7 separate regions of the Homo sapiens genome follow, and regions 1, 2, 4, 5, 6 and 7 are each linked to region 3. Evidence: chromatin loops called from intact Hi-C (ENCODE). Cell type or tissue: OCI-LY7. All regions are shown on one strand. Links, peaks and the distances in the headings refer to the core of each region. The heading gives the core; the rest is flanking DNA. Region 1 has its middle 130 kb from the start of TOP3B. Region 2 has its middle 44 kb from the start of ZNF280B. Region 3 has its middle 37 kb from the start of VPREB1. Region 4 holds the start of LOC105372952 (a long non-coding RNA gene). Region 5 has its middle 98 kb from the start of VPREB1. Region 6 has its middle 110 kb from the start of VPREB1. Region 7 has its middle 78 kb from the start of VPREB1.

Region 1 (4,490 bases), core at 263-4,262, 97 kb after region 3:
GATGAAGGAGAGGGTGATAATCATGGGCCTGACAAAGTCGGTGGGGAGAGGCAGGTGCTGAGTGTCCTCTGCACACTGCGAAGTCACAAGCACAGTCATATTCCACTGTGGAAAAGACTGTTTGCCCAACATCCCTGGAACCACAAAGACCTGCATCCTCTGAACCTCAAGAGGAGTGAACAGTTCAGAGACAGGCTGGAATGAGCAGTTGTGAGGAAGGTGACCTCACTCACTCCTGGAGCTGGTCAGTGGAGCTGGGGTTGGGGCATGCTGGACCAACCAGCTGATCAGAAGTTCTCAGACCACACACATCTCTAAGTCAGGTCTAGGCCCTAGTTTGGACATGTGTATGGTTTGAATATCCCCTCCAAAACTCATGGTAGAATTTAATTATCATGGTAAAAGTAATTGGAGGCAGGACCTTTAAGAGGTGATTAGGTCATGAGGGTTCCACCATCATGAATGGATTAGTGCCCTTATCCTGGCAATGGGATAGATATCTCAAGAGTGGGCTCCTGATAAAAGGATAAAGTTCAACCCTATTTACTCATTTTCACACTCTTCTTTGCCCTTTTTCCCTGAGATAATGCAGCAGAAAGACCCTTGCCAAATTTCAGCATCTGCTTGTGGACTTCTAAGGCCACGGAAATCTCAACCAAATAAACTTTTAGTCTCAGTAAGTTACCCAACATATGATATTCTATTATATCAGAAGAAAATGGGGGAAATGGACTAGGACAGCACGTGTAGGTTATTCATCTCCTTCCTCTTCTGTAATCTTCCTGGAGGGAAACTTAGCTCTAAGAACTGACCTACTCCACTGTAGGCATCATAAGGGGAAAAGATATGAAAAATATATCAAATTAACATTTTAAGAAAAAAACACATTTTACATCTATATATCCTAGGAAAATTAGACACTGGCTGAAAAAGTAACAACAGGAATCAATCCCTGAGCCAGAGTTGGTCCCAGGCAGGACAGTGGTGATTGCACCAGGCAGAGAGAACACAGGGGAGGTCCTAGTCTCACTTCCCTGGGGTTCTGGAGCACTGTGGAAGTGCCATGGCTGCTGAGATATGTAGTAGCCTCATCCTCTGGCTGCAGCCCAGAGATGTGCAGAATTACTGCATTGGCTGAGGCATCTTTAGATTTAGAAAAGTGACCGGGGACCCTGGAGCCATGGTGCTTACTTGAGTCAGATTAGCAGACTGTTCTACACGTGCTGTCCTAGTCCATTTTCTCCATTTTCTTCTGATACAATAGAATACCATATATTGGGTAACTTACTGAGACTAAAAGTTTATTTGGTTGAGATTTCTGTGACCTTAGAAGTCCACAAGCAGATGCTGAAATCTGGCAAGGGTCTTTCTGCTGCATTATCTCAGGGAAAAAGGGCAAAGAAGAGTGTGAAAATGAGTAAATAGGGTTGAACTTTATCCTTTTATCAGGAGCCCACTCTTGAGATATCTATCCCACTGGAGATATATCATCTCTCAGGAGATACTAGAGAGCACTCCCTAGATGCTACTGGTAGCAGGATATGTGCTAGCCACCAGCAGTGAAGCCACAGCTCAGGGTAAATGTGAGCCTCAGAATTTCCCAGAGATGCAGAGAGGGAGGGTGGCTGAGTCAGAACAGGCCGAGGTGGGGGGAACCTGCAAACACAAATGCTCATGGGTGAGTAAGCAGGGATGAAATGTGAGAGTGGAACACGGGGCAAGAACTCAGACTGGGAGGCTTTCCCAGGAATCTGAGGCCTGTCCCTACCTGATAAGTGAGAGGGGAGCAGCAGGGAGGAGCAGGGGCCCCGGCCATGGTGGACACAGCCCTCCCGAGGTCCAGAGCTGGAGTGGCTGCCCTAGGCCTCTCTTATCCCCTCCACTGGCCTCACAGAGGAAGGGTTATGGATGCAAATGTGTCCCACCCACTGCCTGCCCCCACCCCACTCTATGCATTTATTCAAGACCTGGGGACTGGTGGATGAGAGAGTCTGGCAGGACCTGGGAGGAAGTGGGTGCTGGAACCACACCCAGAGAAGATGCAGCAGCTGAGTCGGCTTCAGTGAGTGCAGGCTCCACTGCCCAGCCCTGGGGAGTTTAGGGGTTGGCACAGCTATGAATAGCCACTGTGCAGACCGTGAGACAGACCCACAGTGCCCCTGCTGCTCACTGGCCAGACTGCAGTCTCAGTGGGAATCATGTGAGTGCAGTCATCTAAGGGCCTGGTCCAAACCATCCATGAGCCATGCCCCTGCTCTGTCCTGAGCTACTGGTATTAATAAACAGCCTTTTCATTGAGGGCTCCTGGATTACTAGAAGAAGGACATATGGGAAATATAACAATGGCCTAATGTGACGAGGCTACAGTGAGGGGAGAATGCAGACAGCTTCTGGAGCAAAGACCCGGGCAGCTCCTTCCACAGGGATCCACCTCTACTCACAGAATAGGAAGGAAAAACTTAACATCAGTTAGAAATACATAAACGAAGGCCTCAATTGTTTGTTCCTGTGATGATTCATTGGATGCGTTCATCCATGAATGCATACTCAAGCAACTACCCTTCAGGCTTGGGTTCCTGGTGTCACTGGATTGATTTTGTTAATCATGGTTTTCACGTATTTGTATGTATACTCTTTTTTCTCCATGTCATTCACTCAGTTAATAAGAGAGTTGTATTAATATCTGTGTATATGATTATGGATTGATTATTTCTCTTTTTAATTCTGCTAAAAGAGACAGTTTTGCTTCAAATACTTTAAAGCTATTTTATTAGGTGCATACAATTTACAGTTGTTATGTGTTGTCATTGAACACCTTATTTCACCAGTATAAAATGCCTCCCTTTTCTTGGAAAAAAATGTTTTTCATAAAAGCTTTCATACTAATACTAACTTTAGAGTAGGCAGATAGCTAGACAGAAGCAGGAGGGGCAGCCCCTGAGAAAAGGGAGTTCTGGAAAATCTCACACCCCAGAGACCACCCAAAGCACACATGCTAGATACGAACAGAGATTAGGGTAAATACCTATGCCAGAACAAAGCCCCTTAAGACACCCAGTATTCACTCACTCTGAAGTTAACCTGTCAGAATGTAGCTAGCTGCATGCTGATAATAGGGGTGAGAGCAAAGGAGAAATTTCTAAGAGAGATGCAGGTACAGTAAGTATAGATTTGACCACCATACAACCTTCCTGGGGTGGCAGTAATGAGCAATGCAGCCATTAGGTAGAATTCCTATCAAACACTGGGCCCATGTGTGTGTTAAGGGAGGGTCCCACAGCCTGGGCTGGAAACTATGTGGGGAAAAGGCAGGGACTTAAGGCTGAAGCAGAAAAACTAGAGAAAGAAAAAAAGGTGGAGACTTAAAACAGAGGTGGGAACTCCAAGAAAAAGTGCAATATCATAAAAACTCAGTGCACATTTCTCGGGCCGCTGGCTCATTCTCTATCAGCAGCCCGCTCTGCCTTATCTTCCAGAGTACACTGTCTCTCTAAATAAACTATTTGCTCTCTGTTTTTCTTCAGTAAATTCTCTTTTTTGCCTAAATTGTCTCTTGGCCAAAACTTTCTCCCAAGACAAAGGACAGAGGATTGCCATACTTGCTTTCTGTAAGTGGTTTCATGGTATTTTCTATCCCTTTTTCATGTTAATAAGAACGTTTAATGTGTGATATACCCTCTGAATAAAATTTTAAGTACATAATACAGTGTTGTCAGCTGTAAGCACAGTGTTGTACAGCACATCTCTAGAACTTGTTCATTTTGCAAACCTAAAGCTTCATAGCCCTTGAGCAGTGACTCCCCATTTCCTTCTCTCCCTACCCCTGGCAACCAGCATTCTACTCCATTTCTGCTCGGTTGAGTATATTAGACACCTCCTATAGGCCGGACGTGGTGGCTCATGCCTGTAATCCCAGCACTTTGGGAGGTCGAGGCAGGCGGATCACCTGAGGTCAGGAGTTCGAGACCAGCTTGGCCAACATGGTGAAACTGTGTCTCTACTAAAAATACAAAAATTAGCCAGGTGTGGTGGCAGGCACTTGTAATACCAGCTACTCAGGAGGCTGAGGCAGGAGAATCGCTTGAACCCGGGAGGTGGAGGTTGCAATGAGCTGAGATCGCGCCATTGCACTCCAACCTGGGTGACAAGAGCAAAACTCTGTCTCGAAAAAAAAAAATTAGATACCTCATATAAATGAGGCCGTGCAGCATTTCCCCTTCTAAGATTGGCTTATTTCACTCAGTGTAATATCCTCCAGGGTTTTCCCTGTTGCTGCATATGGCAAAATTTAATTATTCTTTTTTTTTTGAGAGACAGAGTCTCACTCTGTCACCCAGGCTGGAGTGCAGTGGCGCAATCTCAGCTCACTGCAACCTCTGCCTCCCGGATTCAAGAGATTCTCCTGCCTCAGCCTCCTGAGTATCTAGAATTACAGGCTTCTGCCACCACACCCAGTTAATTTTGGTATTTTTAGTAGGGGCGGGGTTTCA
Region 2 (4,490 bases), core at 245-4,244, 260 kb before region 3:
TAGTCTTGCTTTGGCTATGTGGGCTCTTTTTTGGTTCCATATGAATTTTAGGATTGTTTTTTCTAGTTCTGTGAAGAATGACAAGAGACCATCACTTCTTCAATGTAGCCCACATCTACACTTGTGCTAATTGTAAATGGCCCCTGGATTTCTAGACTTACAAGGTGCTTTAGTAAATAATCTAGAATCAGGTCACTCACTTCCTTCAGACACTGTCTCCTCAAGGAATTCAGAGAGATGCTTCTCATTCAGATGTGGCATGTCACTCCCTGGCTTAAACACCTTCAGTGGCTCCTTGTTGTTTATATAAAACCTGAATCCTGTGGCCCCAGCAGCATGACCTGCACGTTGTGGCCCCTGCACACTCCCATAGCCCATCTCACAGCCCCTCGTCCTTCTGCTGGGACTCCGGCCTCACTCACTTCTTTGTCCTGGGAAACGCTGAGCTCCGGTCCCTTTCATAGCCTCCACCCCAGCTCCTCCTTTGCCTGTTAGGAGAAGATGGGCTTCAACTTGAAGTCAGAATGTAAGCTTACATTTTGTCCACGTTGTTAAAAGCAGATTATATACCACATTGTTAAAATCAGGTTACATACCAATTAAAAGCAGGACATATACCTCTCATCACAGACATGGATTTTTTTAGGCAGTGATTATTATGGAAATTTTTGAGTTATATAAATATGCTGAGAGTTGTCTAATGAATCCTTGGCACCCATCAGCTAGCTTTGACATCATCAGTGTGACTCATCTTGTTTAATCTTTCAACCCTTTTTACCCATCATCTTACTCCATCGCTGGATGATTTTATAGCAAATCACAAACATGATCACTAATGCCAACATTAGTGATCAGCCTTGTTCTCATCCTGGAGCCCAGAGATGCTCAGGAAGGCCTTTTTGGAAAACTGATAGCTTGAGAATCAGTCCTACATCCCTAAAAGTGTATATTGGCTTCTATGGATCAGAGGTTTGGGGACACTTCCTGTTCATTGTTGGTACCAGGACACAATCCCAAGACCCTTATTGCTGCTGCTTCCAGTGCAGGAGATGGTGACTGGTTTAGCCACAGACAGACTGTGCAGGTTACCAAGTGAGTTCTGACTGCCCAGGACCCTGAGAGTCAGGAGAGAGACACAGGGTGAGGGAGGTGGCTCAGTAAGCCAGGGGAGCAAGGAAGAGCCCTGGTCCTCCCAGTGCCATCCCTGCCTCCTTGTCTCCAGCTACTACAGGAGTTATTAATAAATAATTTTTAGGCAGCAAGAAAGGGTGAAAGTTCTTGGTGGAATTTTCTTTTAATAAAAAGCGACCCCCAAACCATTTCTTTGCTAACAGAAAGCGGCTTGAAAAACCAGACTGGCAAGCATTGATACGCAAATGCTGGTGGCTAGAAGCCAGGTCCACCCAATATGGTGGCTTTCGCCCTCTTCTCCTTGTCACCACATGTGCCAGGTGTCACGGCAGCTTCCACATAAAAGCCACATGTGCAGGACATCATGGCAACCTGAATTTTCATATTAAAAGGCTAGGGTGGGAGGGCCAGTTTTTTTACAGGCTGCGTGAATGACACACCTGGTCAAACTCATTCCCTGGGCCCTGTGCAAATCAGACACTGCCTCCTCCAGCCTCCCAATATAACCAGCTGCTGTCCACCACATGTAGGGTTTTCCGTTCGGAGCCCTTCTCCCTCTCTATGGGGGAGCTGTTTTTCTTCTCTCTTGCCTGTTAAACTTTCCACTCCTTAAAACCACTCCACATATGTCCATCCATGTTGCTAATTTTCTCAGAATGAGACAAAAGACCCTGGTGTTTCTCCAGTCATCAGAGCCGTATCCTTTCTGGTGCCTTCACTGGGAATCCAAGGTACAACATTCATCGACGTAGTGATTAGAGGAGTGAACTCAAAGTCTGTTCTGTCATTCAGAGGTTCTTGGTCTCTATTTTAAAATCAAAATCAAATCAATTATGGGCATCCATTGGCCGTCTAAATACGCTTATCATGGCTGTTGTTCTAAAGACTTGAGTGTTAGGCTTGCTGGTCAGAACACGGAGAACCCGCAATACTCACGGGTCTTTGGGAATGTTGGTCATGCTTCAAATCAGTTTCTTTTCATGGGGAAACTTAGCCATCGCGTGAGGCTGGGAAAAGTTCTGAAGCAACTGAGAATTTCTGGCCAGGGCACAGCCTGGTGTTATTCAAAGGTTTCGGGACTGGACCCAGCCTCCAACGGCCTGCTCTGGATGTTGGTAAAGGATCCCTAGCTATCCTGTCGCAGAACCTTCTTCCTTTTTTATCCGTGGTCGTTATGTCTCTTACTCTCTCTGTGTGTCAAATGTGCGGGAATTTTTACAGCGTAGGGAAGTAATCCTGGTAGGCAAGATCAGAAAATGCTGTAGTAACTGGGGAGATAGCTCAGGAAAATGCCATTGCAATCTTCTAGGAACAGAAGTCTTCCTTTGCCCCTCAGTGAGGTTACTCCCTAAAATTCCTCTGGTGAGCACATGGTATTTCTAGGCCAACAGCGCCACCTAGTGGAAATAAAATCCTCTTTATGCGACACATTGCTGATCTCCGCGGTACACCGCAGCTTCTCAATTTTTTTCTTTTTGCACCTTTCTACTGGAAACCAGGATTTATGCTGCTCCTGTGAACGGGAAAATTCTGCTTTTAACTATTAGGAGTAAAATTCCTCTGCAGCCGAATTTGTGCCCCGATACTGTCCCATTAGCAGGAAAGTCGCCATTAGGTCCCCGCGTTCCTTTAAGACACCTGTTCTCTCTCCGATTAAAACAGTACTTAATTAGTAAGGAGATTTTAAGTCTGGAAGTTAACTGGAACCATTTTTCTAAGGGTAAATGCTTTAGCACAGGCCATAATAGCAGGCAATCTAGCACATTCCCTCCATTAAAGGAGCCTTTCCTTCCATATAGTTTCTGCCAAGATCTATTTTTTTGGGGGTGGGGGTGGGGTGAGACACACAGATCACACAAGTCTAGGAAGTCAAAGGGAAATCATAGGCAGAGGACTAGAGCTGCTTGGGGTAGCACGACTAGGCCCACAAGCTTAGTTCCTCTGGTGCCATGGCTTGGAGGGTCACGCTTGCAAACATGGGTGGCACATTTAACAGGGTGCCAGGACCTGGGTGATTCTGGAAATTGAAGGAAAGTAGATGTCCTTCTAAATACTAAAGCCAATCTCTCTCTTTTCTTCTCTCTAATCCAGGCCTCCCCTCTTCTCATAGCATCACCATAAGGAACATCTCAGGAAAAACTCTAGTACAATATTTTTCTCAACCTTAGTTGCAGTTAGGAGGACCTATTTACACATGCTTCCAAGCCATTGTCATGATAGCTTTACAGTTAGAAAAGCCTCCAAATTAATCCTGGGAAAGAACTTAACTGTTTACACCCCACGTAATGTGGCAGGATTACTGTCCTTTAGGGGGCGCTTTTAACTAACAGCCGGTAAAGCAAGAAATACATAAGGCAGGATAAGCAGTAGTCACTCTAAACAACATCTCTCCCCAGACACAAGCACTTAATTAGCTGAACTAATAGCTCTTACGAGAACACTTCAATTAAGCAAGGGAAAGGTAGCCAACATTTACACGGACTCCAAGTATGCTTTCTTAGCTCTCCATACTCATGCTGCCATTTAAAAGGAAAGACATCCTCTTACCACTAATGGATTTCCTGTAAAATATCACCAGAAAATTAGCAGGCTATTATCTTCACTTTTTATGCCGTGAGAAATAGCAGGGATACATTATAGGAACACCAAAAGGCAGCAAATAAAGTAGCCAAAGGAAATAGATTAATCAGGCAGCTAAGTCAAAGGCAAGGAAGCCTCAAGGCATTAACACACTTCAAGCCCCCTTCTAATCTAGGAATGCTCCATAACAGAAATTAAACCTCAGTATTTTCCTGCAGAAACAGAATAGGCCACTTCTCAAGGGTATGCTTTTTATCTCTCAGGATGGCTACAGCCAGAGGATGGCAAACTCCATTTGCCAGCCTCCAGCCAATGGAAAGTTCTTAAAATCCTTCACCAAGCTTTTCACTTAGGAAAGGATAAAATTTGTCAATGTGCTCAGAGACTGTTTTCAGGCAGAAAACCTATAAATTGGTTAAGCATGTAACCTCTCTACCTCACTTCCAACAGAAATTGACACAACTGGCAGAAGCCCAGCCCCAGGAAATAGAACCACCTTTATTTAACCCAGGAAATTTGGTACTAGTGAAAACTCTCACCTCTCTCTCCTTCCCTAAGCCAAGCTGCGAAGGGCCCTACACTGTTCTCTTTCAACCCCCTTGGCAGCAAAAGTTACAGGTGTCAACTTCTGAATACATCACACTCAAGTCAAAGCCTGAATGCCTGAGGGAGCAACCCCTGACAGCCCAGAGGAACGTCCTGAATATCAAAGTGGAGAAATAGAAGATCTTAAGCTGAAAATCATAAAAGATAAGTAACTGAGTGAGGGCTACTCATCC
Region 3 (4,490 bases), core at 372-4,371:
CTGGGCGACAGGGCGAGACTCCGTCTCAAAAGAAATAAATAAATAAAAATTTTTAAAAAGCCAGTAAGTTTTTGCATATTCTTACAGAATTATTAACTGAACTATTAATAGCACTGACATCATGACAATCTTTTTCCTAAGGGCTTTTTATGTTTAGTTATTTATTCTTCATCTACTCTAGAGAGTCAGGTGGCAGCAGGAAGGAGGTTTCTCTGCTCCACTAAGACTGTCCCCAAGCTGGGAAGGCTGAACTGCTCCTCATCACCTTCCTAACACTCCTCCTCCCATTATCATGTGATATTCTTACTCTTTGTTCATTTTCTCCTCCAGTTGGAAACTCAAAAAGGTAAATCTGTTTTCTAGTTTTGCTGTTTCTCTTTTTGTGTGTGCTCATGTTTAAGATCCAAACATACACAAGAAATTTGAAGGGAATCGGCAATGATAGGCACTTGTACCAACAGCTTTAAATACCACGAATGGTAGTGACTTTGTCTTGAACATGACAACCCTCTTATCTTTGAACCAAAACCTTCACTTTTTAGATGAATTTTGGGGTCGTCACTTCCTTTCCTATACCTGGTTTTCATGAGATCATAAGAATGTGTGTGATTGTTTCTTGATTTCTTATCCAAAACAAAAATTTAATTCTACAATTTTGTGAGATAAAAATTTCATTTAGAAAAGTATATATTATATATTTCTTCACCCAACATATTCGCTCAAACAGAAATGCACTGGTGAAAATACTGTGATTTTTTTTTTTTTTTTTTTTTTTTTGAGACAGTCTCGCTCTTTCGCCCAGGCCGGACTGCAATGGTGCTATCTAGGCTCACTGCAAGCTCCGCCTCCTGGGTTCACACCATTCTCCTGCCTCAGCCTCCTGAGTAGCTGGGATTGCAGGCGCCTGCCACCGCACCCAGCTAATTTTTTGTATTTTTAGTAGAGATGGGATTTCACTGTGTTAGCCAAGATGGTCTCGATCTCCTGACCTCCTGATCCGCCCACCTCCCAAAGTGCTGGTATTACAGGCGTGAGCCACCACGCCCGGCCATGATATTTCTTTATTAATTTCTGGGGAAATGGTCGGTCTTTTTTGAGGGATGCCCTTTTTCATCCTTGTAAGACCATGCTGATGCATGCTGCCCATGGGAAGCCAAAGGGTCAATGAATCCCCTGGCATTGTGTCCAGTCACTCCATTTCCTTCTCCCGTAGCTTTTCAGGGAAGCAGCCCTGAGAACTCAGAGGATCTTTCTCTGATTGAAGCATCTGACCTCTGGTTGATATCTCTAAACATGCTGTTTTTTCAAAAATCATGTTCACTGTCTTCCAATGACTGTGCAAATGTCTCAACCCACATCCTCCCAGATGCTCAAGATAATCCTTCATTGATATAAAATGGACTCTAATTGCTAATATTCTGAGAAAGTTTTGCTTCTATGTTCATTAATGAGATTGTCTTGTATTATTCAAATCTGTTTCTGTTTCTGTTGAGTTTAGTTTTACTCTTTCGCTGGAACATCAAAATAAGTATGTGTGTTTGTGTGTGTGTGTGTGTGTGTGTGTGTGTGTTTATAATTTTATACAAAGGTCCAGACTGTATAAATGGCAGTTAGCACTCTCTAACCCAGCCCTCTACAAGGAGGTTTAGAAATAATGGATAGAACGAGATAACAAGCTCCTCATGCCCAGACGATAGGACTGAAAGGCAGTGGTAATGTGCACCCAGAAACCTTGACCTCATCCCTAAAAGAACTCCTGATCTAAAGACTGAGGATTTTGAAGTGGACTGAGATTCTGGCCATGCTGGAGAAGCTCCAGGGTTCTTCTTGCTGAGTCTAAGTTGTTAGGATGGGAACTTCCCCAATTCCAAGTGTTTCTCATTCTGTGCCCAGGAAACATTGTAGTTCAAGTTCCTTTGAGCAAATTTGTTCCTGCTGTGTGATTTGTCTCTGCTTGAAGGGCAGGCTTGGACAAGGACTCCATGAGGGCGGAGGATAAAATAGGAAGCATTGGAGTGTGAGTCTAGTGCTCAGTGGCTCCTGAGGTGCAGGAAGTGGCTCCTGCTCGGTGGTGCAGGTGCAGGAAGTCATACTTCAGTGAGGACACTGCTTGCTCAAGTGTATGAGAACCAGTATTTTCCTATGTGGCCTGGCCCAGAGCCCTTCCCTCTCAGGAACAGTCCAACAGCACCCCCTGCTGGCTCCGATCCCAAGTCGGGTGGCCCCTCAGACACAGACCCAGCTCTTCTGGAAGGACATCCTGACCATTGCAAATGGATCTTTCAACTCATGACCTAAGGGAGTAGAATGAGTGGGTCCTCTCTGCAGTGTTTACAGCTGAGACATTATTTCTTTCACGTTAGTTATGGTCTGCAAAGAGCTAATCACAGAATGTGTTTCAGGATGCACAGTGATGATTTACCAGATATCAGCATCACCAGGCGTGTGAGTGTGTTTCTCCCAGGGGCCTGTGGTCATCACCAGTCTGTGGTCATCTTGAACCCAATCTAAGGCTTAATGTTCTGCTGAGCCTCCAGGTGGTTCATACCTGGGGATAATTCTACATGGGCTTCTTTTAGAGGTTGACTTATTTTGTTATTGTCGTTATTGTCGTGAGGGTCGCCTGTGAGATTCCTTCAGCTCCTACTGCACAAGCCTTGGCATTATAGCCCATAAGAATGATGCTGTCAGAAAAAAAGTGTCTCTTGCTCTGTTTCGCCTCTGACTTCTTTTGCTATTTAATATTATCCTGGTAATACCTCTTTTCTTTTGACCATGTTATATATTTAAGGTATTTTAGTCTAATTTTATAATTTTCGTCAATATGTGGATGGATATAAAAAGACAATTCTCAAAAGTGGAACCCCTCCTTTCTTTTTGGATGTTCTCCCCATACTACTGGCCTGAGGAACCCTCACGTCCCATTTCCCCACCATCACTGGGCCCTGATTCATTTTATTCGTTAAGAAGATCCCTGGATTTAATGGGGATTGGATTCACAAAGCCTAGGTCTCAGAGAACTTCTATTCATCCAACATCTTTCCAACCAAAGAACCAGAGACAAGCACTAGAAATGTGGAGTCAACCTGGAGGCTTGAGGCCTTCATGGCTCTGAGAGCTGGGTCCTTACTGCGGAGGGGCTGCCCTGCACCTGGGAACAGAGCAGCTCTTCCAGAGGCAATCTCAAAAGAAAGAGAAACCTAACTTCTCTGTGGGTTCAGAGCCCAAAGGGTGATCAGCAAAGCCAGGGCCAGATGTAGGGACATGTGAAGCCCATGAGGGCCATACCTGCCAAACTTCTGCTGCTCTTCTCATCCCAGCAGACAACAACGAGGGCTATCTTTGTTACTGTGGACATAGTGATTATGTTTTCATTGGGAGACCAGTAAGAAAAGGTGTCTTTTCATTGAATCCGTAAAGATAAACAGAAAATACCATTAAGCCCTCTGGTTTTAGGAGCACGTGTGATAGCATCAGCAAAAACCTGAGCTGGTCTTGGTAGTATTCACTCAAGCAGGCAGAAAAAGGGCAAAGATGGATCTGACAGAAGAGTTGGAAGGCCAATTTCTATCTAATTTTCTCATATGACAGTGACTGTTGGTGGTGACTGAGGCTGCTGTGCTGCCCCTGAATAAATGTCACCATCATCCTCATGCACTGACTGGAACCCAGAGAAAGTCAGGGAGGCTGAACTGCCGACTGGAAGAAGGGACCTGACCTGTGATTGCCCAGCATTAAACTTTTCCACCAGCAGGTGTCCAGAGCATTTCCTGGCTGAACCTGATAGCAGGATCCCTTACCCTCCATGCCACTGGTGGTTCCTGTGACTTCATCGAGATTCAACCTGAGGGTGGCTGGATCACCACAGGCTAAGCCCTGACTTCTAGCTGGAGACATAGAGAATCCTGGAAACTGAAGATGTCCAGAATAATGTGTACCCAGAGAGAAGAGAGGGGTGTGTGTGTGCGTGTGTGTGTGTGTGTGTGTGTGTGTGTGTGTGTGAAAGAGAGAGAGAGAGAGAGAGAACATGTGTCTTCCAGGACCCATTCCTGCCTAGGCAGAGCCTAAAGTGAGTGGCAGCCTGCCTCACGGCCAAAATGTGATCTTGAAATAGCAATTATTAAAAATGCTCAGGCAGCATCCTTTCAATAAGTACCTAAGCCTAAACTGGGGAGTACTGCATTGACACATTCATAGGCTGATCAGTGAAGGGAGAAACCACCTAAATGAGGATATTAACGTGGCATTTCTATGTCTTTCCTCATTGAATTAAACGCAAGTACAGGTTCTATGATCACTGAGCTGAGAATCTTTTCAAAGGAGAATATTCTTTCCAGTAGATTTAATATTATCACAAAATTAAAACAAACCAATTTCATTATTCTCACATTCTAAGACTCTGGTATATTTAAACGTTAAATTAAGAGCATGTTTTGAAAACCTCTCAATAGGGGCAGGAACACCTATATTTAAGACTCCTCTACCTTTAC
Region 4 (4,490 bases), core at 294-4,293, 91 kb before region 3:
AGAATTCACCCAGTCTAAACAAGAGAGAGAAAATAACCTGAAAACAAATGAACAGAGCTGCACGGACCTGTGGGACGATAACCCCGCATTTATGTTATCTGAGTCCCATAGGAGACCAGAGCTGTGAAAGCATGCAAATAACTAATTCCTGAGGCTTCCCACATTTGGTGAAAGATATAAACTTACAGATTCAAGAAGCTGAGCAAACCTCAAAGTATACCAAAAGAAAGCAACACCAATTAAACTTTCAAAACTAAAAACAAAGACCAAAAATGGCAGAATGCCTGTAGGGACACGCCAACTCAAATGCCATGGAGGCCAGAAGGAAGTGGCACAACATTTTCAAGTGTTTAAAAAAAAAACAACCAAACAAAAAAACCAACCAAACAAAAAAACTGTTCGCTGCAAATTCTATATCCCATGAAACTACCCTTCAGAAATGAAGAGAGAAATAAAGACATTCTCAGAGGAAGAGAATATAGGAATTTGTCACTGGTCAATTTAGAAATGCTAAAAAGTGGCTACAGAAATATGTTCTGTCATTTCCACAATACAAAAAATTAAAACAAAAAAATCAAAACAAAAAAATGGCTACAGAAAGTTCTTATGCAGAAGGGATGAATATGGGACTATAGGAGGAGGGACAAAGGAAAGACCAGAAATGTGGATACATACGCGAGACAATCCACAGTTCTTAAAATCACATTTGACGACTGAAACAAAAACTATACCACCACCTAATACTCAAGCCAGTGATTTATACAAGTGGAAAAGGTAAAGAGACATAAATGCAAGGCAGGTTTCCACACTTTGAAGTGGTAAATACTGGTACCAGTAGACTACTGTATTACAATACACATATTGTAACATCCAGAGCAAACACTTTAAGACTATACAAAGAGATACGAGCAACAACATTATACAGAAATAGATCAAGATGGAGGGAAAGAAAAAGGAAACGAAAAAGCAAATAATAAAAACATCAGACATAAGCAATTATGTAACTATAAGCACCTTAAATGTAAATGGTCTAAATAAACCAAAAGACAGATTGATGGAGAGCCTATAATAAACACATGGCCCAACTAAATACTGTTCATAAGAAACTTCAAACTCACTTAAGGACCTAAGTAGGTTGAAAGTAAAAGAATGGAGAAAGATATCCTGTGAAATCATTAATTTTTTAAGGAAGCAGGAGTGAATATATTAATATCTCATGAAGTAGACTTCAAGCAAAATAATTTACCAGAGCTGGAGAGGGTCTTCGCTGAATTTTAAGATCTAAAATTTCCTATGCTGCCTTGACATCTTTGAGCCTCACAGGGCCCCAAAGGCCTAGCCGTGGGTTTTCCTGTTTCTACCAGACACCCCCTACCCTGCCACCCAACAGGAAAGGCTCCCCACCTGGCTAGTTCTTTTATCAGCCAAACAGTTGCACCTCAGCCTAAGAAGCTTCACTTCACCTGTCTGCCAGCCCATGAATTTATTCAAACAAGCCAACTGCATTCCCCCTCGGGAACCATTGGTCATTGTGTGCTCTTGTTACTATCAAGCCTGCCTGCTTCCTCAGCCCACAGCCCTCACTCCGCTACAGAGTGCGGTGCCCATCTGACCCTGTGTGGCATGCAGTGTCCTCCTCTGAGCTGTGGGTATATGTGACTAAAACACTGCTGTCAATCTCATCCATCCACGCCAGGTGTCGTGTTCAGCCATCTCCTACACTTTAGGGCAGGGACCCCTCCTTCACCAATGGGGTGAAAAGGAAGTGACCATAACAACTGCTTAATGACAAAAGGATTAACCCACCAAGAAGACATCTACTTCAACATCCTCCTCTTAGCAACTGTTAAAACTAGGCAGAGGCCGGGCACAGTGGCTCATGCCTGTAATCCCAGAACTCTGGGAGGCAAAGACAAAGGATAGCTCGAGGCCAGGAGTTCGAGCCTGGGCAACATAGCAAGGCCTCATCTCTCCAAAAAATTTTAAATTTAGCCAGGTGTGGCGGCACACACCTATAGTACCAGCTACTCAGGAGGTTAAGCCAGGGGAAGTACTTGACCCTAGGAAGTCAAGGCTGCAGTGAGTCATGTTCGTGCCACCGCACTCTAATGTAAGTGACAGAGTGAAACTAGGCAGAAAAGGAGCAAGGATTTACAAAAGATCTGAACAGTCAACCAGCAAAATCTGACATCCGTATAACACCCCACTCCCCAACAGCAAAACACACACATTTTTAAAGCCAATAGAAATCTACCAAGATGAAGTACATTTGGGGCAATAAAAGAAATCACAGCCGTGCCCCTCTCTGCGCTTTCTTTTCTCACCATGGGGAGGCGTTTGGGGGCCTCTTGAGGGACCCCCTAGATGCTTCTACTCAGAGCCCCCAAAGCCGGGGAGCCTCCACTCCTCTGTATGCAGCCTCCCCTGTCGGTTCTCGCTACCCAGGGTTCAGTGGCCTGGGGGCTGACGGAGGGGGTCGCCTCTGCCAAGGCCCCTCCCGGCGCCTCCCTAGCTCATCCAGCCCACCTTCCTCCCACGCTGGCTCACGCAAAGTGCTCTGGTTACCAGGAGCCCTTCCTGACCAGCCCCGGCCCCTTCTTGGCCTTCGCCCACCTGGCCTCCCCTGGAGCCCTGACCTGGGTGCCGGGCCTGCTGGGTCCAGAGCCCACCCCGCCCTGAACAACCCCGAGTCTCAGCCACCCTCAGTTCTTACCCTTTCACAGCTGGGGAGTGGAGTCTGGGCCGGCGCCTCGCTGTGCCGCGCTGTGCGCCTCTCCGCGCCTGCGCCGCCGCTGTGCCCCTCTCCGCGCCTGCGCCGCCGCTGTGCGCCTCTCCGCGCCTGCGCCGCCGCTGTGCGCCTCTCCGCCGCTGTCCGCCTCTCCGCCGCGCCGCCGCTGTCCGCCTCTCCGCCGCTGTCCGCCTCTCCGCCGCTGTCCGCCTCTCCGCCACGCCGGCGCTGTGTGCCTTTGCGAGGGCGGAGCTGAGTTCTCCTTTGCACAGACTTCGGAGATACAGCGAAGGCAGAGCAATGTTCTCCTCAGCACAGACCCGGGCGGGCGGGCCGGTGGCACCGCGAGGGCGGAGCTGCGTTCTGCTCTGCACAGACCTTGGGGGCACTGCCTCGCTTTGGGACACCTCGGGGCCGCATCGACGGTGAATAAAATCCTTCCTGTTTGCAGCCCTGTTTGTGGTTGGTGGCAGCGATGGACACTGCAGCCAGCCAGAGCGTAGAAAGGCGTTGGGGTAAGCGCGCTATCCAGGCTGCACTGCGGGTGGCCTGGGACCGGTTGGGAGCCCTATCTCAGGCGTCACTGCCCGTCTTGGGTGGCTGGTTGGGTGTGCTATCTGGGGCTGTGCTGCCTGCACGGGGGGATGGTTTGGGAGCCCAAACCGGGGCTGCACTGCCTTTGGCGGGGAGCCGGTTGGGGGCACTATCCCAGACTGTATTGCTGGCAACAGTGAGGTGGGCTAAGTGTGCTATCCGGGGCTGCACTGTGCGGCTGTGGGCGGTGGGGGGGTGGGTGGCGGTTTCGGGTTGAGGGCGCTATGGGGTGCTGTAATGCCCATGGTGCGGGGAGGCGGGGCGGCTTGGGTATGTTGGGTGTGCTGTTGCGGGGGGGCGACACTGCTGGTGGTAGGGGGCAGGGTGGGTTGGGGGCCATATCAGGGGCTGTACTGATTGCTTTAGCTAGGATTTCTGGTACTATGTTAAACAACAGTGGTGACAGGGGGCATCCTTATCATGTTCCAGATCTTAGAGGAAAAGCTTTCCGTTTTTCCCCATTCCATATGATTCTAGCTGTGGGTGTCTTTCCTGTAGTTTTTATTATGTTGCGGTATGTTTCTTCTGTGCCCGTTTCTTTGAGGATTTATAGCATGAAGGGATGTTGAATTTCATCAAATGCTTTTTCGGTTTCAGTTGACGTGATCATACTGTTTTTGTCGTTTATTTGGTTGATATGATGTATCACATTGTATGTTGAGTGACCCTTGCATCCCAGGGATACATCCCACTTGATCATGATGAATTATCTCTTTAATGTATTACTGAATTTGATTCACTGGTATTTTGTTGAGGATTTTTGCATCAATATTAGAGATCCTGGCCTGTAGTTTCCTTCTTTGATGCTTTTGTCTGATTTTGTTATCACAGTAATAATGGTCTCATAGAATAAGTTTGGAAGTATTCCCTCCTGTTTTTCAAAATAGTTTGAGCAGGATTCGTACTAGGTCTTTAAATTGTTTGGTGTGAAGCCATCAGCAGTGAAGACATCAGTTCCTGGGCTTTTCTTTACTGGGAGACTTTTTCTGATGGCTTCAATCTCATTACTTGTTACCAATCTGTTCTGGTCTTGGATGTTTTCATTGTTTAACCTAAGTAGGTTGTATGCATCTAGGAATTTGCCAATTTCTACTAGGCTTTCCAATTTATTGGCATATAATAGCCAGTTATGATCCTTTGAATTTCTGAAGTATTAGTTGTAATGTCT
Region 5 (4,490 bases), core at 186-4,185, 140 kb before region 3:
GAAATATCAACCAAAATATCAACCAAAGAAACATAGGGAAACTGTTTAGAACTCACAGACCTAAACCTGGGGAAGTAAACCAGGGATAAGTCTGAGAGCCATGTCCTTAATGAGGAGGGGTCACCCTATACCTGGAAATTCAGGAGCTCCTCAAGAGTACAATCTCAAGAGAAAGAGAAACTCAACTTCCCTGAAGTTTCAGAGTTCAGGGAGTAACCAGCAAAGACTGGGCCAAGAGCAGGGACATGTATGGGCCAGGAATGGGGTTGCACATGCTAGACTTCTGCTCTAGTTGTCATCCCACCCAGCAACCCGAAAGGCTATTTGTGCTTAGGGGACAAAATGATTCTGTTAGCATTAAGAGGCCAGTAGAAAGGGAGGTATTTTCATTGAGTCTATAAACATAGACCAAGGATTGGGTACCAGAGGAGTTCAGGCAACAAGCCATGGTGGACACAGCCTCTGGACCTCACAGTTGGGCTGGGCTTCCCCAGGCTTGACTATTTTTCCTTCTGCCCTCAGGGAAAAGAAGAAGCTGTTCATGCAAATCTACTCCCTCCCTTCTGGCTAAATGAGACCCTACCTGATCACTGATTCAGGAACCCAAAAGGGGATGTGAGGACAGAGGAGGTTGAGGAAGGAGCTGCTCGAGTGTGGGCCCAGGAGGGTCCTCGAAGGAGCGGCTGTTGGGAACAGGCACAGGACCCTGCCCAAGAGGCTTTGCTGGACCCTGAGAGCACTAGGCTGCTGAGTTTCATCAGCGAGCACAGGGAGCAGCTCAGCCTCTGCCAGCCTGTGGCCAGTGGGGCTCACCCGGCTGTGAGCAGCCCCAAGGCAGGGCCTGGGACAGTTACCCATTGCTCCTGCTGGTCACAGCCCCATGTTGGTTGTCTACAAGGGTCCTCAGGCTTAATGCCTGGGAACTGGAGTCTGTAGTGGAGGTAGTCTTGAAAAGGGTTATTAACCTGTGAAATTTGACCTCAATCCAGGTATTTGTCATCAGAAAGCATTGCAGAGTGATTCCACCAGAGCTCTCTCCCTGCATGTGAAGGAATTCATTCTGTGAAGGCAGTGGGGGCCTCTTTCAGAATCTCAGATATAGAGCAGGCTCACATTCTACTATCTTTGGTGTGTGTCCATTCTCTCTTTCTAGGGCAGCCAAGCACATGTACCATGAGAGCTCTGTGCACATGGAGGTGACTGGAGATGGCTGAAGTCCACGTCGATTATGTGACACTGTGAGTCAGGGTGAAGGCCTTGTGTCTCCAGGGAAATTGTCAGTTCCCATCATTGAATAGGCAGCTCACAAATGTTGAATATGGACAAAGGTCGTGGGAGCTGGTGACGGTGATTTCCTGATAAACGCACCTGTGAGCAGTTCCACAACCTGGAAACTTCAATCCCATCAGGGGACAGGTGAGTGGCAAAAACCACAAATGTTGGTGTGCAAACTTCAATGTTTCAAAAGCTCTTGAGAAAATATTTACACACAGGGAACATATGCTGTGAATTAGAACTCCAAAATGTCTGGGAAGGTGAAAACTTTAAATACAGAGTTAAGAGACAGCCCTCTGAAATGTGAGTCAGGCCAGTGGGAAGGAAGTGTGGACAGAGCAGATCAGCCGGGAGGTTTTTGTCTCACTTCCCCTCTGCCTGTGTCACTGTGGGTTACACGAAGTTGCTCCCACTGCCATGGTCTGCCCCACAGTGGTAGTCACTCTCATCCTCTTCCTGGATGTTCTTGATGGTCAGGTACCGATTCAGGCCTGAGCCCAAGACTGAGAAGCGATCAGGGATGCCATCCCCCTTGGATCCCACAATCCCACCAGTGCCCACTCGCATCACAAACCGGGGGCCCTTCCCTGGTCTCTGCTGGTACCAGTCCACTTTATAATTACTGTAGCCGCTGCTCAGGGTGCAGGTGAGTGTGACCGAGGCTCCCAGGGAGGCTGATGCAGAAGGTGGCTGAGTCAGCACAGGCTGGGAGAGGGACCCTGGAAACACAGACACCCATGAGGGCTCCTGTTGGTGGGTGGCTGATGAGCTGTTGGAGGAGGAAGAGCAGGGATGGGGAGATGGAGGCTGGGAGGTGGGGGTCCCTTTGGGGGCCCAGCCCACTGCCCACCCTGACCTGTGAGGAGACTGAGGAGGGTGAGGAGCAGAGGAGCCCAGGCCATGGTGGAGCTGCTGCAATGCTGGGTTCTTCAGTCTCTCAGCTGAGCCTGAGGCCCTAAAGCCTCTTATTCCCTCAGTGAAGAAGTGGGCAGGGACATCACATTCCATGCAAATCGGCTCCCTCCCAGGGCTGGTGATTAACAAGGGCAGGGCTCAGAGCAAGAGCTCAGGTCCCTTAGGATTCACAGAGTTTGCCTCCCCCTAGTGGCCAGGTGCTGCGTCACACTCAGGGATCAGACAAGGCCTTCTGGGCCCCTGCTTCACCTGGAGCCCATGTGGGTGTCCTGGAAATTTCTCAGGCTCCATTTCTAATGTCTCAGGAATCTCCACAGTGCTTCTTTCCCTCTGGGGTCCCACAGTGGGATGCAGTGACTAGATCAGTTAATCCTGGAGCCCGCCCAAGGCACCTGTTCCAACTTTCATTATAGGATGGGCGAGCCCTTCAACTGTTACTCCACACAAACTGAAGATGTGTCCACACTTGTAGATGACCACCTTCTCACTCTGTCCTCATCTCATTTTATGTTGTCCATTTTCTAATCTCCTCTTATAAGGATGCCGGTCCTTATGATCTCATTTCATCTTAATTACCCTCTGTAATGCTCTGTCTCCAAATACAGTAATATTGGGGGTTAAGGCTTCAATGTGAATTATGGAAAATTTAGTACATAATGACCAGTAATTACAGTACTTTTTTTAATTGATGAGAATGAGTTAGAATAGGATAAATATATAAGTGTGAAAAGGAAAATTTTATGAATATAACATCATATATATTTTGACATTTGAACAAGTGTATTTTTAATTGTCATAGAATACACACAACATAAAATTTGCCATTTAAATCACTTTTAACTGTAAAATTCAGTGGTGTTAAGTATATTCACAATGTGATAGAATTGCCTGGCATGGTGGCTTGCACCTGTAGTCCCAGCTACTCAGGAGTCTGAGGCAGGAGGCTTGCCTAGACCCAAGAGTTCAAGGATGCAGTGAGCTATCATTGTACCACTGCACTCCAGCCTGGGCAACAGAGCAAGTTACCACCTCTGAAAAAAAAGTGATACAGTCATCACCATTATGAATTTCCATAACTTTCTCATCATCCCAAGTGAAAAGTTTGTACCCTTTAAACGTTTATTTCCCCTCCCCACTCCCCTAACCCCTGGTAACCAGTGGAGAAGAGGGGGATTGGGAAACTGGGTGAGGGAGAACTCAGGGCTCTGAGACACAGTCCAGGAAGAAGCAGAGCAGAGACAGCACCCATGCTGGCTCTTGGGAGATGCTGCTTGGGCAGGTGAAAGCTTTCTGTGGCTGTGTTTCTATCCCTGCATGACCACGTTGATGCAGGCTGCCCGCTGTGGGATGTAGGATCAAGTCTCGTGGGTCCCATGGCAGTGTGTCCTGTGACTCCACCTTTCTCCCCAACAATGTGTCAGAGACAAACACTGACAGCCTTTTGTTGGGGCACTTGACACATAATTCACTACCTCTTCCTATGTGCATTCCCTCCAACAGTCATGTTACGTATCCTCCAGAGACTTCAGAAATGTCCTGCTTTCAGTCCAATTCTTTCATGATGGTCAAGGGGAATTGCATCAGTAGAACATGGATTCTGCTTTCCAATATGCTAAAGAGAGTTTGAATCTATGGTAAAAACAAATGAGATTGTACTATAATTTTGATATCTAATACTATTCATATTGATTGTGTGCCATTCTTTTCTGGGATCAGAAATAACTTTGGATCATGCGATCTCTATTTGGTGCCCTTTGAACATTTTCTTCATGTGTGGTAGCACTGTCTCATGATGCTGCAGGGCTTGGACTTTTGAATGAAGATGTTTGATCATTTGATACACACATGCACACACACACACACATACACACACACGAGAGAGAGACAGAAAGAGAGAGAGAGATCTGTGGACAGTTGCGCTAGCATAGGCTGGCCTAGGATACAAGTAAGGAGAGAAGGCAGGTAGAATAAGATGACCCTCAGTGTCCTTATGTTTGCCCCTGAAGGACTTTCTTGTCCAGTGATTGAATCCATTTCTAGCACCAAGACACCAGCCAGAGTGTGCTCTACCAGAGCATCCCAGCCCATGTCACTCATAGGGCAGTAAGTGAGATCCTTTGGAGGATACTTGAAGCACAGTCCAATGTTCATGGAAATTATGCAGTTGTTTTCTGGTAAGATTGCTGGAAAGTAAAGCCCCTTGAAAATATCTTTGTAAGCCATGCCTTGACTAACACCATTTTTATAAAATCTTATCTCACTGTGGGAAGTCTCTTTTAGGCTCTTCTCTGCTTCAGTCA
Region 6 (4,490 bases), core at 142-4,141, 150 kb before region 3:
GCATCACTAATGATCAGGGAAATACCAATCAAAACTACAATACAATACCACCTTAATACCGCAAGAATGGCCAATAATAGATGTTGGCATGGATGTGGTGAAAACAAAACACTTTTACACTGGTGGTGGGAAGGTAAACTAGTACAACCACTATGGAAAACAGATTCCTTAAGGAACTAAAAATAGATGTACCCTTTGATCCAGCAAAGTCCCAAAATCTGGGACTAGGCATGTACCCAGAGAAAAAGAAATCATTATTCAAAAAAGATAGTTGCACACGCATGTTTATAGCAGCACAATTTGCAATTGCAAGAACATGGAACCAGCCCAAATGCCCATAAACCAACAAATGGATAAAGGAAATGTTAAATATATGCATACCATGGAATACTATGCAGCCATAAAAAGGAACAAAATAATGGCATTCCCAGCAACCTGGATAGAATTGGGGACTGTTATTCTAAGTGCAGTAACTCAGGAATTGAAAACAAAGCATGGCATATTCTCACCCATAAGTGGGAGATAAGCTATGAGAACACAAAGGCATAACAATGATACAATGGACTTTGAGGACTGGGAGGAAATGGTAGAAGCGGGGTGAGGGATAAAAGACTACTCACTGGGTACACTGTACGCTACTTGGGTGATGAGTGCACCAATATCTTAGAAATCACAACTAAAGAACTTATTTATGTAACCAAATACCACCGATTCCCTAAAAACCTATTAAAATAAAAAAATTAATAATTAAAGAGAAAAAAACACTGAAATCCTTAAAAACCCAAATAAATAAATAAGTAAATAAATAGAATATGAGAACCTCTTCCAATATAGACAGAACGAGAGGCAAGAGATGAAGAAGCAAGAATCCCGACAAGACATCACAGACTCTCCTGTCACCTTAGATGAACATAACTCCAAGAGTTTGATTTTGATGGACGATAAATTCAAACTTTAAAATAAATAAACAAAATCAGGAATAATCAACCTAAAGGCCCTCAAAGGTAGTAATGAGCCCTCTATGGGATGGGTGCAATTCAGCGAGAACAGGAAGAATCCCAAAAGGAGTTTGCAGTGTGAAAAAAGCCAGAACAAATGGGAAGATAATGTCTGATAACACTGATACATTCCAAAAAATGGAAAGCAAACAATAGTGACAGAGACAGATCTGTGGCTGCACAGGATAGCACTGGGGAAGGGAGGGAGGGAGATGACAAGGGGTCATGAGGGGTTGCTGGGGTTGGTCACAGGTTGCATAGCTGCGTGTTGGTGGTGATGTATTCAAGGATCAAAAAATGTCAACATTTGTCTAATTTCCTATTATAAATCTGGGTGGTTTATTAAATATGCATTATTCCTACATGAAAGGAGTTTTATTAAAAAAAGAATTGGCTGGAGAGAAAGGAAGCACAGGGATTCACACTGAGGAGCAGGGGGAGGAAGACACCACTCTGGAAACTCCTGGAAATGGGAAAAGGAGGATGACAGAGACACAGGTTTCCCATCAGAGGTGGGTCTGTGACGACACAGCTGTACCTGCCACCTCAGTCCAGGACTTCAGTGCAGAGACCCTGTGTCCCAAGTTGCAGGAAGCAGGATGTTCTGTTTCCTGGACAGCCTGTTCATGACTCTGAGGATGAAGGGGAGGAGGAGCCTCCACTCTCAGGCAGGGCCCTGGATGCCCTTGGACCCATGGGGGAAGCTACAGCAGCAGAAGCCACAGGCCGGGCCTGAGCAGCAGCTGCCGGGGCTCACCCTCCTGACAGAGGAGGAAGGGGGTTCTTGTCTCAGTTCCCCCTGGGCCTGGAGCACTGTGGGACCACTCAGGCTGTCATCCCATGCTGCACAGTAATAATCAGCCTCATCCTCGGACCGGAGCCCACTGATGGCCAGGGAGGCTGAGGTGCCAGACTTGGAGCCAGAGAATCGGTCAGGGACCCCTGAGGGCCGCTGATTATTACTATAGATGAGGAGTTTGGGGGCCGTTCCTGGGAGCTGCTGGTACCAGTATACATAATTACTTCCGATGTTGGAGCTGCTTCCAGAACAAGAGATGGTGACCCTCTGCCCGGGGGTCCCAGACGCTGAGGGTGGCTGAGTCAGCACAGACTGGGCCCAGGACCCTGGAAGTGAGAGAGACACAGACATGGTGATTGACAAGAGACGAAAGGAGACAAGAGGAGAAAGCAGGGCCCCATGGGCTTCCCAGGGCCCCTCTCTTGGTCCCCATCCTGTCACCTGCACAGTGAGTGAGGAGGGTGAGGAGGAGAGGGAAGCCGGCCATGCTGGAGATTGTCCTGAATCCTGTCTTCTCTACCACAGCTGAAGCTGAGCTTCCCCCAGATCTCTCCCTCTCTTCATACTCTGAGAGGGGGAGAGTCCATCCATGCAAATCAGATCCCCCCGGTTTTTGACCCCACCCTGAGCCCTGGGTCAGGCTCCTGGGCTTGAGTATGTCAGGGTGTGGCAGGGGTGGAGCTTTGTGGTCCCAGGGGGTGGGGAGGACACAGGACACAGCTGCCAGCCCTGAGCAGAGGACATCAGGCAGGGCAGGTGCCTGGTTCTGCTCTGATTACCCCAAGTCTTCTCAGAAATGGTCCCCAAGCGCCCCCTAGTGTCCAGACTAAGGCAAACCGTTCTATGATCAGGTGACCAGAGCCTCTGAGATTCACCGCTGCCTCCGCCCCGCCCTGTTTTCTGGCCACTGCCCCCGCTCCCAAGTCCCGGCCCAGTAAGGTGGCACCTGTGTCTCCCTCCTGTGACCTCAGGGCAGTCTTCACGCTCTACTGGACTCCTCAGGAGTGAATCTGTCTATGGCTCTTTGGCTGTACATTGTAGAGGACTCAGGTGATGTCTACACAAAGTCCTTTTATTTCAGGATCAAGCCCAGAGCGGGGACCGGCCCCATGGACTCACTTCCCCACCAGTGTTGGACACCGGGTCCTCTCCTCTCATGTGACTCCTCCCTGGTGGCCAGGGCTCCACTTCCTCTGTGGATCCTGCTGCGCTGAGGAGAAAGGGAGCTCTTCCCTCTGGGATGCCCTGGGGAGGAATTCCCAGAGGGTTTTTCTGGTAAATCTTTGTTCTCCCTCTACTTCCCCAGATTTGCAGTCATAGTCATCCGGATACTGTGACCAGGGATCTTGCCTAGGAGTCTGTCCTCCAAGCACTGAATGCCAGTCTGTGGGGGATCCTGGCAAATGTCTTTGGAGTGTTTCACTTATGAGCAAAAAGAGCAAAGATGTTCAGTCTTTGAACATGGGAAGAATTAAAATTTTAACTTGGTTTGACGACCAGAGTCTGTCCTCAGGTGAGCCTGATATGTGATAGCTCTTAGCATCGAGCACCCCAACTAGGATTTCCAGGGAAAAATTATGGTTCAAATTCAGTAGTGAGTCTTGTGGGGGTGGCTTGAAGATGATGAAAATTATTCATCTTTGGTCTGTAATGACATCTAGAATCTAATAAACTAAAAACAATAATCTTAAGAAAAAAGATAATTCTGTTAATCAAAATGAAAAATGAAATAGATTGTGTTTATGATTGCATGAGTTCTGGCATGATACACCCTGGACTCTTAACAAATATTTGTTTGGGGAATTTTACGTGGATGGAGGGAAACAGCTGGATGGTTATGTTGATATTTATACTTGTGAATGTATCATCAGGCAGTTGCAATACAATGAGATTTTTTATTTATTTGTTTGTTTATTTATTTATTTATTTTGAGCCGGAGTCTTGGTCTGTTGCCCAGGCTGGAGTGCAGTGGCACCATCTCGGCTAAATGCAACCTCCATCTCCCAGGTTCAAGCAATTCTCCTGCCTCAGCCTTCCAAGTAGCTGGAATTACCAGCACGAGCCACCATGCCCGGCTAATTTTTGTATTTTTTTAGTAGAGACTGGGTTTCACCATGTTGGCCAGGCTGGTCTCCAACTCCTGACCTTGTGATCAGCCCACCTCGGACTCCCAAAGTGCTGGGATTACAGGCGTGAGCCACCGCGCCTGGCCACAATGAGATTTTAAATGCTCCATTTAAACAACAAAATAGTGAGATTTATTGCAGGCATTTAAATAAAACCAGTCCGTATATGTAACTGAAATAAAATGGATGCTGTGTTTTGGGATTGCATTTCAAGGGTGTCATTATTTTAAATGTTCCTTTTAGTGTAAGCCATGCTCCTTTACATAATTTTCATAGTTTTTATAAAAAGTTTATTGTGTTTATATAACACATCAGGCATATTGTTTTATTTATTTCCAAGTAGAAATAAACTATTAGAGCTGGGCTTCACTTCCTGTTTCTTCTCATTGCTTTTTCTTTGATGATGCATAGATGTTCACAGTGAATTTTGTTTTCCTTTCCTCCCACCTTAATGAACAGGGGGTCACCGAGGCTGAGCAGTGTCTCACATACAGGAGAAGGCTGCCCACGGCCTCCTCCCTGCCCACGGATGCGCTTCCTGGTGGATGCCCCATCAGCTCTTAGGCT
Region 7 (4,490 bases), core at 300-4,299, 110 kb before region 3:
CTTGCACTTGAAGGACCCCCCAGCAGTGTGATCACTGTGCCCCACTCAGGTCCTAAGGCCAGCCTTGAGCCTCTCCCCTCACCCAGGCTTCAGTACCTCCTCCCCAGACACTGGTGCTGAATCTGACCACTCTCTCCCGGTGACTAGAGCTGGTCCCATGGCCTTCACACTGCCTACCTCCTTGTCCATCTTCTCTGAAGCATCTGGAGTTTTCCTCACAAACTTACCTCAGACTGTCTCCTCCTTGTCCAGCCCTCTAGTGGCTCCTCTACCCTCCCCCATGCAAGCTCTCCTCCCCTCACTGTGCGATGCCACCTTATCACATCAATATTCTAACTTGATTCTCTTTTCCACGAGATGGTGCCAGCTAGAATATTCTAGGCTTATCTATCAGCCTTCATCCATTTTGGTATCAGTGCTGGGTTCGGCTACGAGGGCAAAAATCTTAGATGTCAGAGTCTGGGAGCTCAGTACAATCAAATTCCCTTGAAAGCCCCCAGTTCTATTGGCCTGAGAGTGAGGCTCAGCCTCCCCTCAATGCCTGAGTGGGCAATAATCCTCTACGAATTCTTATCTGAGGAAAGGAACCTCTTCAAAGCCTTTTTTTTTTTTTTTTAGCCTATTCTTACCCAAACTGGAACACACGAAGAAATGAGTAGATGGCTCAGGAGATCTGGTCCACCATCTGGGCCTCAGTTTATGCCACCCGTCCTCACTTCAGTAAGAGGGTCCTCACTATTTTCTGGTCCCAGACACCTCCACCACCTCCCTCCACCATCTGGGGGGACTGGCTGGCTCCGCTGCCTGGTATAATGCCTGGGCCTCCCCTCGTCCTTGGTGGCTGCCTCCTTGGTGTTTCTGTAGAAAGAGAAAGCCAGGGGAGGCTGGGAAAGGGGAGAGAGGGGAGCCCTGAGTAGATTCCTGATTTCTAACTCTTTCTTCTCCTCACTGGGGCGCTAAGAGGTGAGGAGCAGTTTGCAAGGGGTGGGGTTGGTGCCCTCTAACCCAGTCCTGGGCACACAGAAATAACTGTTTCTACAGATTCAGAGACAGCCCTTACAGAGTTTGGAAACAATGCCTGGGATGGAGGCCCTGGGCTGAGCAAGGTCCTCAAGTAGCCCTGAGCCCTCACCTGGCCATAGCTACAGTGAGGAGAGTGATGGGAGGAGGGTGAGGGAAGGAGTCCAGGTCTTGGGGAGCACCTCTGCTCCCTCAGGTCTCTAGTGAAGCTCAAAGGCCCACACCCCCTCCCCCACTCCCTCCCTCCCCACACCATGGGCAGGCACAGGAAGGACTGTGAAGACACAGCTGGACCTGCCACCTCAGCCCAGGATGTCAGTGCAGAGACCCTGTGTCCCAAGCTGCAGGAGCAGGATATTCTCATTCCTGGAGTCCCTGTTCCTGACTCTGAGGACAAAAGTGGTGGAGCCTCCACTCCTAGGCAGGGCCCTGGCTGCCCCGTGGCCCATGGGAGAACCTGCAGCAGCAGAAGCTACAGGTCAGGCGTGAGCAGCAGCTGGCGGCACTCACCCTCCTGGGGGAGGAAGAAGGGGGTTCTTGTCTCAGTTCCCCATTGGGCTGGAGCACTGTGCCAGCACTCAGGCTGCTATCCCATGTTCCGCAGTAATAATCGGCCTCGTCCCCAGTCTGGAGTCCGGTGATGCCCAGGGTGGCTGACGTGCCAGACTTGGAGCCAGAGAATCGGTCAGGAATCCCTGAGGGTCGCTTATTATTGTCATAAATGAGGAGTTTGGGGGCTGTTCCTGGGAGCTGCTGGTACCAGGATACATAATTATTCCCAATGTTGGAGCTGCTTCCAGAGCAGGAGATGGTGACCTTCTGTCCTGGGGCCGCAGACACTGAGGGCGGCTGCGTCAACACAGACTGGGCCCAGGACCCTGGAAGCAGGAGAGACACAGACACGGTGATTCTTGGTCTAGAGAGAGAAGGAGAAAGCAGGGCCTCATGGGCTTCCTGGACCCCTCCCCTGACCCTGTGTCTGGGCACCTGTGCAGTGAATGAGAAGGGTGAGGAGGAGAGGGGAGCAGGTCATGATGAAGATTGTCCCGAGTCCTGCCTTCTGCGCTCACAGCTGAAGCAGAGCTTCCCCAAGTCTCTCCCTGCCCCTCTTTATACTCTGAGAGAAGGAGGGTCCATCCATGCAAATCAGACCCTCCAGCTTTCTGATCCCACCCTGGGCCCTGGGTCAAGCTCCTCTGCCTGAGGATGTCAGAGAGTGCCAGGGGTGGGGCTGTGTGGTCCCAGGGGGTGGAGAGTTGACATCTGTGAGCCCTAAGCATAGGGCACCAAGCAGGACAGGTGGCGCTGGTCCTGCTCTCATCACACCCAGTCTTCTCAGGAATGGTGCGCAGGCGCCCCCTAGTGTCCATGGTGCGACATTGTACACCACCATTGTATGACAAGGTGACCAGAGCCTCTCAGAGACACCCCTGCCTCCCCGTTGTTCTGTCCATGGCCCCCTCCATCAGGGCCAGGCCAGGCAGCCCCCTGAGTCTTTTCTTCGTGACCTCAGGGCAGACTTCACATTCTACTGGGTTCCTCAGGGGTGAATCTGTCCATGTCTCCTTGGCTGTTCACTGTATAGGACTCAGGTGGTGACTACACAAAGTCCTGTTATGGCAGAATGAAATCGAGAGCACTGACCAGCCCCATGGACTCATTTCCTCACCTGTGGGGACACCGGGTCCTCTCTTGTCGTGTGGCTGCTCCCTGGTGGCCAGAGCTGTCCTTCCTCTGTGGATTCTGCAGTGCTGGGTCAATAGGGAGCTCTTCCCTCCAGGATGGCTGGGGCACATTCTCAGAGGGTTATGCTGGTAAATCTTTGTTCTGTCTCTTCTTTTCCAGACTTGCAGTCATAGTCATCTGGATCCTGTGACCAGGGATCTCACCTAGGAGTCTGTTCTCCATCACTGAATGCCAGTCTGCAGGAGATCCTGGCGAATGACTTTGCAGTGTTTTGCTAAAGAGCAAAACAAGCAAATATGCTCCGTATTTGAAGATGGAAGAATTAAAACTTTAGCTTGTTTAGACCACAGTCTGCACTCAGGTGAGCCTGACACATGGTAGCTTTTAGGATCAACCATTCCAACTAGGATGTTTAGGAAATAATACTGTTCAAAATCACTAATGAGTGTTTTCAGCATGTCCTAAAGATGAGAGAAATTATTCATCTTTGATGTGTAATGAAACCTAGAAGATGATACATTAAAAACAATAAACTGAAGAAAAAAGATAACCGTATTTATTAAAATGAAACAAATTATGTGTATGACTGCAAGAGTTCTGGCATGATGCATCTTGGACTCAACAAATCTTTGTTTGGGGAATCCCATGTGGTTGGAGAACAGCAGGATAGTTATTTACTCTGGTGAGTCTGTCACCAGGCAGTTGTAGTACCATGAGGTTTTACATGCACCATTTAAACAATGTACTAGGCCGGGCACTGTGGCTCACGCCTGTCATCCCAGCACTTTGGGAGGCTGAAGTGAGTGGATCACTTGAGGTTGGGAGTTTGAGACCAGCCAGGTCAACATGATGAAACCCCATCTTGGGCCGGGTGCAGTGGCTCACACCTGTAATCCCAGCACTTTGGGAGGCCAAGGCGGGTGGATCACGAGGTCAAGAGATCAAGACCATTCTGGCCAACATGTTGAAACCCCATCTCCACTAAAAAATACAAAAAATTAGCCGGGCATGGCGGCGGGTGCCTGTAGTCCCAGCTACTTGGGAGGCTGAGGCAGGAGAAGGGCATGAACCCAGAAGACAGAGCTTGCAGTGAGCCGAGATCATGCCACTGCACTCCAGCTTGGGCAACAGAGCGAGACTCCATCTCAAAAAAAAAAGAATGGTCTCTTTACGCAAGAATGATGGATGTGGATTTTGTGTTTAAGTCTTGAAAAAAGAGTCAGTGACCTCGAAATCTCTTGAAAGAATATGCAGAAAGCTTCCTGTGCACTCTCCTAGAGTCACCTAGTTCCTGAATTTTGAGAAGCAAGTGATAGGTCACTCGGGCCTTCAATGGGGAAAGTGATGTTCAGAACCATGTCACCTCAGGTGTACACTGCAGGTGACAACACAGTCTCAACCCAGCCATCCCCCATCCCACACCAGCTGCAGCAACATTCTCTACACTCTCACATAAAAAGGGTTATCTGGGGCCAGGCACGGTGGCTCATGCCTGTAATCCCAGCAGTTTGAGAGGCCAAGGTGGGCGGATCACAAGGTCAAGAGATCAAGACCAAACACGGTGAAACCCCGTTGCCACAAGGAAAAAAAAAAATTAGCCGGGCATGGTGGCACATGCCTGTAGTCCCAGCTACTAGGGAGGCTGAGGCAGGAGAATCACTTCAACCGGGAGGCAGAGGTTGCAGTGAGCCAAGATCGCGCCACTGCACTGCATCCTGGGCGACAGAGCGAGACTCCTGCTCAAAAAAAAAAAAAAAAAAAAGGGTTATCTGGGCTGGGCGCAT

Evidence for each region. A loop is a pair of places that touch in the nucleus more often than their neighbours do. Peaks named below come from ENCODE experiments on the same cell type or tissue, not always from the same donor. Only the 100,000 strongest peaks of a DNase experiment are listed, where the experiment ranks them.
Region 1: it touches region 3 in a loop (4-fold over the local background); 7 of 110 quality-filtered maps call a loop at or near these places.
Region 2: a loop joins it to region 3, with 17 times the contacts of the local background. A loop is called at or near these places in 5 of 110 quality-filtered maps.
Region 4: it touches region 3 in a loop (9-fold over the local background); 14 of 110 quality-filtered maps call a loop at or near these places.
Region 5: a loop joins it to region 3, with 6 times the contacts of the local background. A loop is called at or near these places in 13 of 110 quality-filtered maps.
Region 6: a loop joins it to region 3, with 6 times the contacts of the local background. A loop is called at or near these places in 14 of 110 quality-filtered maps.
Region 7: it touches region 3 in a loop (5-fold over the local background); 11 of 110 quality-filtered maps call a loop at or near these places.

Annotation. Positions count from the first base shown.
Region 1 is chr22:22,108,740-22,113,229 of GRCh38, reverse strand. It overlaps IGL. Among named protein-coding and RNA genes, the nearest start is that of TOP3B, 130 kb to the right of the region's middle. RefSeq lists a silencer at 1,498-1,567 and an enhancer at 1,888-1,967. In OCI-LY7, for the core only: CTCF peaks have their summits at 2,170, 3,001 and 3,202; DNase peaks (open chromatin) are centred at 1,619, 2,089 and 3,179; H3K4me3 peaks cover 1,129 bases; H3K27ac peaks cover 1,913 bases.
Region 2 is chr22:22,462,275-22,466,764 of GRCh38, reverse strand. It overlaps IGL. Among named protein-coding and RNA genes, the nearest start is that of ZNF280B, 44 kb to the left of the region's middle. In OCI-LY7, for the core only: CTCF peaks have their summits at 2,314, 2,522 (motif pointing left), 3,219 and 3,432 (motif pointing right); DNase peaks (open chromatin) are centred at 2,534 and 3,434; H3K27ac peaks cover 335 bases.
Region 3 is chr22:22,205,698-22,210,187 of GRCh38, reverse strand. It overlaps IGL. Among named protein-coding and RNA genes, the nearest start is that of VPREB1, 37 kb to the left of the region's middle. In OCI-LY7, for the core only: CTCF peaks have their summits at 2,015, 2,223 (motif pointing left), 3,560 and 3,761; DNase peaks (open chromatin) are centred at 1,687, 2,117, 3,767, 4,177 and 1 weaker place; H3K4me3 peaks cover 991 bases; H3K27ac peaks cover 3,739 bases.
Region 4 is chr22:22,296,435-22,300,924 of GRCh38, reverse strand. It overlaps LOC105372952 (a long non-coding RNA gene), which reads left to right and starts at 2,773. Exons shown (of 3, transcript XR_938055.3): 1 at 2,773-3,243. It also overlaps IGL and the pseudogene BMS1P20. RefSeq lists a silencer at 2,681-2,980. In OCI-LY7, for the core only: CTCF peaks have their summits at 2,321 and 3,323; DNase peaks (open chromatin) are centred at 1,468, 2,331, 2,804 and 3,254; H3K4me3 peaks cover 3,456 bases; H3K27ac peaks cover 1,879 bases.
Region 5 is chr22:22,340,911-22,345,400 of GRCh38, reverse strand. It overlaps IGL, the pseudogene ASH2LP3 and IGLV9-49. Among named protein-coding and RNA genes, the nearest start is that of VPREB1, 98 kb to the right of the region's middle. In OCI-LY7, for the core only: CTCF peaks have their summits at 2,192 and 2,391 (motif pointing left); DNase peaks (open chromatin) are centred at 1,630 and 2,360; H3K27ac peaks cover 863 bases.
Region 6 is chr22:22,355,589-22,360,078 of GRCh38, reverse strand. It overlaps IGL and IGLV1-47. Among named protein-coding and RNA genes, the nearest start is that of VPREB1, 110 kb to the right of the region's middle. RefSeq lists a silencer at 2,419-2,518. In OCI-LY7, for the core only: a CTCF peak has its summit at 2,626 (motif pointing left); DNase peaks (open chromatin) are centred at 1,718 and 2,558; H3K4me3 peaks cover 975 bases; H3K27ac peaks cover 1,982 bases.
Region 7 is chr22:22,320,071-22,324,560 of GRCh38, reverse strand. It overlaps IGL, the pseudogene BMS1P20 and IGLV1-51. Among named protein-coding and RNA genes, the nearest start is that of VPREB1, 78 kb to the right of the region's middle. In OCI-LY7, for the core only: a CTCF peak has its summit at 2,384 (motif pointing left); a DNase peak (open chromatin) is centred at 2,350; H3K27ac peaks cover 434 bases.